2 separate regions of the Homo sapiens genome follow, and region 2 is linked to region 1. Evidence: chromatin contacts called from ENCODE Hi-C or POLR2A ChIA-PET data. All regions are on one chromosome and are shown on one strand. Each heading gives the region's core, a stretch centred on a gene start or an enhancer-like site at or near the end of the contact. The rest is flanking DNA. Distances are from core to core; before and after follow the strand shown. Region 1 holds the start of SECISBP2L (SECIS binding protein 2 like). Region 2 overlaps FAM227B (family with sequence similarity 227 member B).

Region 1 (4,050 bases), core at 1,120-3,619:
GCTAACTACCACAATACTATAATGAGTAAGTTTTAATGCTGTAGGCATCTAGAGAAATTCTGAGTATGTCAACACTGGTCTAAAGGGAAAAAAACATTCTGTGAGGAAAAATGGAAATTGACACATATTACATATACTTTTCAATGACGTCAATCTACCTAAATTCACTTCAATAGTAGAAATACAAAAGTATAATCCAAATATCCTGGAAAAGCCATTACATGACTCTATGGCATAAAGAATCAAGAATTCCACAAAATTGAGAAATCTCAGTTCCCAATCTACTATTAAGTTAATGGTTCTTAGCCGTCCTTTGAGAATACGATGAAAATAATGGATTCTTGCCCTAGAAAAAGGCATATAAAGAAGCATACTCCTTCTAGGTCATTCATGGACCCCTGAATTAACTGCCTATCGCATAAATGAGGTGAAGACATCACTTTTCTATATATATTTTCTGAGTGTATAGGGAAGTGGAGGATTTTCAAATTATTCTTTCATTTAGGGTTAGGCTGGGGAAGAGGCAAGAAGTACTGGAAGAAAAAAAAGTCAACAGAAAACCTTCTTCCATGTTTTTTTCCTAGTTCTTAAATTTCTACAAGGTTTTAATAGGTCGTGGACTTTGGAAAGATGTGGAAAGGGGAAAAGGCTCTCTAGTTTAAATAATTTGCTCACAGCACTTGCTGCTAGGATAATCACAAACAGCTATGCTAAAAATTACCATCTAAATAGTTAATTATATTTCCTCTAGGATGAAAGGAACTCTAAGTATACATAAGGTAGCATTACTGGTTTTAGTCCTGGCATCCTAGTGAAGGAACAAAATGTTGAACCCTTTCATTAGTAACACACATACAAGGAAATGATTCAAGGAAAATTCGTATTCATTTGTCAGGCTTTGAAATCTCAGGTATTTATGATAGATACCTTCAAAAATGTTTTTAAATTAAACTAGATACAGGCTGTATACAGAATACTTCTGGGTCACATAAATGCCTAAGTGTATTTGCCAAGAGACTCTGTATCAATTTCTCTTTGGTAATTCCATGTATTGTTTTATAAAACTCATTTGTGTCTTCAGAGTTACATTCACATAAAGCTTTTTTTTAAAAAAAAAAGTCTTCTGTAAAAACAAGTATACACAACTAGGAAGCTGTGCTTTGCCTGCTAAGAGTCCGATTTCAAAATACAAACCGGCTTCAACTACATATAGACACATACAGGAATTTGGGAAATCTTATCTCATTAATTCAGGTGCTAATTATCCAACTGTAAAATTAATAGGCAGAAATTACTAGCCTCTCTTCTTCCGTCATCTAGTCATCAATGGGCAAGGCCTTCGAAGAAGGGAATAGAGAGTGAATAAACTTGGACTTCAAATTAAGTCGTTTCGCAGAGATCTTAAGAGTGGAAAATACTGGGGGGGAAACTATTGTTTTCGATTACTTTTAACACTGTTATCATCCCTGCCTGCTACCACCTACTAGCATGCATAATCAGGAATTTGATGCAAATAAAAATAAAACAGAACACTAATAGGACTACTTTGCGAATATGAAAACGGGTTCGAAAATAAGCTTATGCTTTACACCCTTAAAATAGAGCTAGCTTTAAAAAAAAACCCACTAATTACAATTCTTTGCAAAATAACTGGATAAAAGGACAAGGGGAAATCGTAGTATCGTTTCTTAAAAGAAACACCTCCGTAAAACCACTGCAAAAACAATGCTTCGCTCCATTGAACACAGACCTAAAAGGCCCGTGACTTCCCTTCATCTGTAGTTACCACACATTCTCTTACAGTCTTTCTGGGTGAGAAGCCTTCAAACGCCTTTCCACCTTGAAAACACATTCCAGAGCTGAAGGGAATGGGGGAAGCGGGGAGACTACTAGAAGTTATAAGCCCTCCTCCCAGGAGAGCAGGGACAACTTGGAGCCTTCTGACCCCTTCACCAAGCAGGGGAGAAGCGGCAACGGCGAGCCCTCCGCCTGGGAAGTAATCAGGGTTGGAAAAGCCCCCAAGTCCCAGGCAGCAGCTGGAACAATGAAGGAGAGCTGGGAGCTGCCAGGCTCCCAGGTGAGGGGGTCTGCGGCCGCAGGACCGGCCCCCGGTCCCCACGTTCGGAGAACTGGGCCTGGCCTGTGAGGAAGCGGCGACCCCAACCCCCGGCTCGGCGGGCCCAGCCCAAACCCGCGTACCTGCTCCGTGGGGGCTCGGTCCATGGTGCCTGCAGCCGCAACGGGCCCGCGCTAGTCGGTGTAAACAGCGCCTCGGGCCGCTTTCTCCATGGCCCCCCGCTCGGGTCCAGACTGGGTTCCGGACCTCCGCCCCTATCTGGCTGGCCGCGACACCGATTCGGCTACGCCACTGGCCGAGGAGGCGGCTCCAGCTCCGGGAGATGGAGGAGGCGGTGGCAGCTTCGGGGAGGGATCATCTGGGACGGAAGCCGAGGAGGGCCCGAATGGGCTGGAGGCGTAGTTAGAAATGGAGGCGCACGGAAGGAAAAGGAGTGGGGAGGAGGCAGAGAGGGGCAGTGGGCGGAGTGACAGCAAATGGCCTCAGCAAGGGTAGGAGGAACCCGGCCTGGCCTGGAGGCTAAGGCCAGGTGGAGGCGCCCAGGAGCAGGTGCCCCGAACCACACGCCACCCCTGCGACTGTTAAACGAGAAGTGTCAGACCACTTGGGACCCAGGTCTCCCGGGACTTCAAAGACCTCTTCAGGATCTGAAACCACCTCTTAGTGATGTTGGAAAAGCTTTCATCTGCCCACCGTACATCTGCTCCTTCCTTATGTTACGCAAATAAAGGGAGTCATGACTATAAAGGAATGAGAATATTCTGAAAATAATGGAGTCTTGCCCTAGAAAAATGCATATGTAAAACGCATACACAGAATGACTGGAAGAGGCCCGCTAGGAAGCTCCCCACAAATATTTATTGAGAGTTAATTCATTATCCAGGTTCATGCCCACTTCTAGGCTCACATCCAGGCTGACCTCGCCCATCTCAGAAATCCTAATTTTATGCAGGATCTGTATAACACCACCCAACGGGTAATTATTTTATCTTCAGATCCTTAGCTCCTTAAGGGCAGAGACTGTCTTGAAACTGGGCACTACCGTTAGCATGGCAAATTTCTTCTGGGCATCTCCTCAGACACACCCTCCAACACCCACACCCTCTGTGAAGATTCAACCAACTGCGGATAGAAATATTTTGAGGAAAAAAGAAATATCAAGTACAACAATAAAATACAAGTAATACAGTTTAACAACTGCTTATACAGCATTTACATTGTATTAGGTATTATAAGTAATCTAGAGATGATTTAAAGTATATCGGAGGATATGCATGGATTGTATGCAAATACTACACCATTTTATATAAGGATCTTTAGCACTCATGGATTTTGGTATCAGCAGGGATCCTGGAGCCAATATCCCCCCTGGGATACTTAGGGACAACTGTATAAGCTAAATTACACTTAAGTGAAGGTAGAGTTGAGGTGGCTGCTGTTTGGGGCACTGGTGTGGAGATCCACAGCTAGGAATGGGAAAGAGATTTTAAGAAATTTGCTTTGTCATGCTTCAGGAGATATCAGTAAAGACTAATTGCCTTTTCAGTTAGTCTAGGTTATTAGTCTGGTTATTAGACTCCAATATGAGGCTTGTTATGTGAAGGCCCCTTGCTGTACTTATGTTGATACAGGTTGGGTATCTCTAATGGAAACTATGAAATTCCAAACCCTCTTGAATCCCAAATGTTCCAAAATTAGAAACTTTCTGAGCACAGACATGACATTTAAGGATAATGTTCGCTGGAACATTTCAGATTTTGGACTTCCAGTTTAGAGATGCTCAACCAGTAAGTATAATGCAAATCTTCCAAAATCCAAAATCTGAAACACTTATGGTTTCAAGTATGTCAAAATAAGGGACATTCAACCTGTATTATATATTGGCCTGCTGAAAGGAGCTATATTGTGTCAGCAAGACTTATATCAAGGCTGGCAATAGAAACATCTTGAAAGGAGAAACATTTATATTTACA
Region 2 (4,050 bases), core at 938-3,437, 430 kb after region 1:
AGAACTAATTAGCAGTTGTCAGAGAATGAAATAATCTTCATTATCAAGACACTGGTTACAACTAAGTTATGCCTTTAAAAGTGATTGATAATAGCAGTAATGAGATTGAGAAGCTACTGGCTGAAACATATTGTCATTATCTTTCAATTTTTTACGACTCTAAGAAGTCATAATGATAAGCAAACTCAAAATGAGAAATGGTGATAAAGAGAATGGAGAAAATGTAAATCCACATCAAACCAAAGAATTCTCACCTTCACAGTACAATTAAGAGTTTAATGATTCCATCTTTTCATTAGAGGATGGCATTAAATAGAAATGGTAGCTATGCTTTAACATATTTCTTAATTCTCTGGTAAAATTTAAGCCCTGCATACAACCATAATCAAAATGGGACATTCTAATGTTGCTCCATCTTTTGAAGACCACGGTATTATGATCAAAGCGTGGAAAATGATGGAATTCTAAAATGTTACTGTAGATTGTAAATTAAAGAGGAAGACAGGGATAGAAAAACCACATGTGAGAATACTTTAAGTGGCACCTTATAATTCTTTAACACTGGGAACACTGAGTACATATTAAATATTTTTAAAATTAAAACACTATCATTATCACTATATTTTAAAAAGTCAGATATGAAATTTTTTGGTGCTGAGCAAATTTCTTTTTTATTACCAATAAGCAATTCTGTTGATCCTACATATCTAGTACAGCTACAATTTCACTGTGGATCTAGATCACAAAGTGATTTTCTTATGCCAAATTTAGGACAAGTATATACAAAACCACTATCACTTCAAACTTAATATCTTCATAAAAACTCCAACACATTATCACTCCCACCTAGTAAAAATAGCATCCCCTTAACTTTTATGATACCTTAATTCTCAAAATGACCTGTGTTTGAAATGATATTTGACTTCTCTAACTTCTTTTGCTTTAGCCTCAACATCCATTGGGCCTGGAAGTTGAAAAAATGGGCATAGCAAGAGGAATGTGTAAATGTGATAGAAATAATTTGGATCATTGCTGTTAAGTATAAATGAGTATTTGTGATCTATCATATTTGCTGAAGTTTGACATTAAGGTGGTACATTCCAGTATTATGTATCACTTTCTAGAAGATCAATGAAGTAGAAATGCAGTGACAAGGGTGTCATCTAGAAAGAATGAAAAGAAATACATCCAAGAACTCAAACAGCTTGCTGGGAGAAATTCCAGGATGTAAGGACACCAAGGGAACTACTGCAGCCCACCTGGAACATATTTGTTGTGTTTGTTCCACATCTTGTGCCTGAGATGGTTACCAATTCATGTATAATATAAACTGTTTTTCTTGAGTAGATGTGAAAGTGAAAAGTCTTGTTGATACTCTTTTCTATGCTACAGCTTATTAGAAAAGATAAGTACTTTTAAAGGGAGTAGAAAAACTAATTCAGAAAGGAAGCCAAGAAGAAAAATTCTAAAGAGGCTAGGGAATCCAAACCATCATTAAGAATATGGCAAATGTGAGGCCGGATACAGTGACTCGTGCCTGTAATCCCAGCACTTTGGGAGGCCGAGGTGGGTGGATCACCTAGGTCAGGAGTTCGAGACTAGCCTGGCTAACATGGCAAAACCCCTCCTCTACTAAAAATACAAAAATTAGCTGGTGTGGTGGCACAACCTGTAATTACAGCTACTCAGGAGGCTGAAGGAGGAGAATTGCTTGAACCTGAGAGGCGGAGGTTGTAGTGCACCTAGATGGCGCCACTGCACTATAGCCTGAGCTACAGAGTGAGACTCTATCTCAAAATAATAATAATAATAATAATAATAATAATAATAATAATAATAATAATATGGCAAATGTAATGAATTTATATACAGAAGAAAGATGACAGATATGTAGAGTACTGAACATAGTTAAGTAATCAATGACTTGTTTTATTCAAAAATGGAAAGTTATGATTTTCTAATCAAGAATGGCGAATCTGGTCTTTTTGAGAGTGACAACAGCATCTCATGCTTTATGTAACAATAATGAGCATCCAGAAAAGCTAGCTGACATTAGGTAATTTCTTGGCTAGGAAGCAGCTGAACACAGGTTTGACAGTTTGCTGAGTGGGGAGCTGTGGTCTTCCTGACACGTGTATCAAGATCTAAAGGGCAGCCAGAAAAGACGTATCAAGCTAACTAAATGCTGACACATGCAGGAATAAATGACAGCACCGGAAGAAACTTGGAATCCCTCGTGACAGTGAAGTTCTGGATAAGAAAGTGAAAGACATGACAGCACAGGTGTTGTTTTCATTTTTTCTTCTAGTTTTATCTCATGACTTTAGAAGTGAAAAAAAAAAAAAAGCTGTGAAAGTAAACACCTGGCCATTAACAACAGTGTTGAAAATAAGACTTGTCTTTCTGGCTGTTAGCTTAGAATAACTGAAAAAATAGGCTCCTGGAGTTTTATGTACATTTTATGAAGAACGCATTTGAAGTAAAGTGAAATTGGGGTGCATTAGTTAAGATTCAGTTTGGCTTAAAAAATTGTTTATTTCTCCATGCAATAAACATCTGGAGGAGTGACAACTCTGCTCCACAAAAACATCTGGAAGTTTCCAAGTCCATTTAGCTCACCGTTCCATAATCTCTTTGTTCTCATAACCCAAGGTAGAATCCAAATTCCAGCAGGAAGGTGGAATAAAGTGATTAAAAGTGAGCATAAAGGGCTTCTGCTGGGTACCTTTTATGGAAGACTTTTGGAAGTTGCCATAGGACACTTCAGTTAAATCGCATCAGCTAAAACTTGGTCACATGGCCACATTAAGCTGCAAAAAAGACTGGGAAATGGAAAGTTTATTTTGTGCAGTCAGCTAAAAATTCTATTGCTATGGAAAAAGGAGAGAATAAAAGTTGGGAACAATTAAAAGTCTTTGCTCAGAAAGTTGGGGAGAAAAATGCGTACATATGATTGAAGGAATGAACATCACAATGAATGACATTATACTGTCATAAGCTTGAAGACTTAAGGGGCAAAGATATGACAAGAAGAGAATAGAAAGCTTATTATGCCTCATAAGAAAAGGGCTAGAATCAAAACGTGTAACTTCAAATGGGTAGAAAAAAAGCACAGATGTAATGATAAATAGTAGATGGAAAAGTTACATGACATTACAGATGAAGACATTTCCCAAATTTGCTAATGACAAATAAGAGAAAGGAGTATCTAATTTTTTGGGTACCATACATTTTAATATACTCATGTATCAGTTATTTGTGATTTATTCCATGCCAAATTATAAACAGAATTAAAGTGGCTGAATTAAAACTCACCATTTCTTAAGCAATTGTATGTGGACCACTCATGTTTCCAAAGGTACTTGGGGGATTAATTTAACTAAAGGCATACTGTAATCTTTTTTCAACTGAATATTTTTTAAAAACATTTTTGTATTTTTTCAATTTAGAAAAGAATGGTTTGAGTGCCTCCACAAACATATCAAATATGAATGCCAGGAATTTAGAAAGATGAGACAGATTTACTCACAGTTTAGTTAACTCATCCTTTTGTCATTTAATGAAGTCATGATGATGTTCACTATTATATAAATAAGTTCATTCATTGTCATATGCTGCTAAATTTATAACCTTAACAAACCATTGGTTAACAAGAGAAAGTATAAAGAACATTGAGTTAAATATAAGTTATTAGAAGCATAAAATAACTCCAAAATTCGCTTTTATTTTTTAAATTGATGTATATTTGACAATTTACAGTTAACTTTTAGATAATTTTCTTCAGATCACTACAGTCCTAGTGCCAAGAATGGGTCTGGCAATAAACACTCAGTAAATACTTGTTAAATAACTTGTATGTTACAGAAAATATTGTGACAATCATATTGGAGTTGGTCTCACGTTTTGGAGGGGTATAATGACTCTCTACCCCAGCAATATTTTATTTATGGAGCACTATTTACAAATAGAAGAATAAAACTATTTCTCTTATTTCAACATTTGGAAACCAAAGAAATTGTAAAAATAAGTGAGCTAATTTTTTTAAAGCAT

The links. A loop is a pair of places that touch in the nucleus more often than their neighbours do. ChIA-PET counts read pairs that join two places held with the same protein, here RNA polymerase II (POLR2A). Pooled maps may share reads with other maps.
Region 2: a pooled map shows a loop between it and region 1 (5-fold over the local background). The contact joins the enhancer-like site here to the promoter of SECISBP2L in region 1. A Hi-C loop is called at or near these places in 1 of 37 single-sample maps with no recorded cell type and 3 of 50 pooled maps. POLR2A ChIA-PET finds 5 or more read pairs at or near these places in 2 of 52 experiments (AG04450 and activated CD4-positive, alpha-beta T cell).

What each region holds. Positions count from the first base shown.
Region 1 is chr15:49,044,077-49,048,126 of GRCh38, forward strand. SECISBP2L (SECIS binding protein 2 like) reads right to left here and starts at 2,370. Exons shown (of 18, transcript NM_001193489.2): 1 at 2,200-2,370. The coding sequence starts at 2,223. RefSeq lists enhancers at 1,827-1,966, 2,257-2,606, 2,707-2,836.
Region 2 is chr15:49,469,689-49,473,738 of GRCh38, forward strand. All of the region lies in intron 11 of FAM227B (family with sequence similarity 227 member B), which reads right to left. The region is part of intron 2 of FGF7 (fibroblast growth factor 7); the gene reads left to right. Among named protein-coding and RNA genes, the nearest start is that of FGF7, 48 kb to the left of the region's middle. RefSeq lists an enhancer at 2,371-2,420. Within about 2 kb of position 2,188, at least 2 of the 41 ENCODE cell types and tissues checked have a DNase peak (open chromatin) inside an H3K27ac peak, as active enhancers do.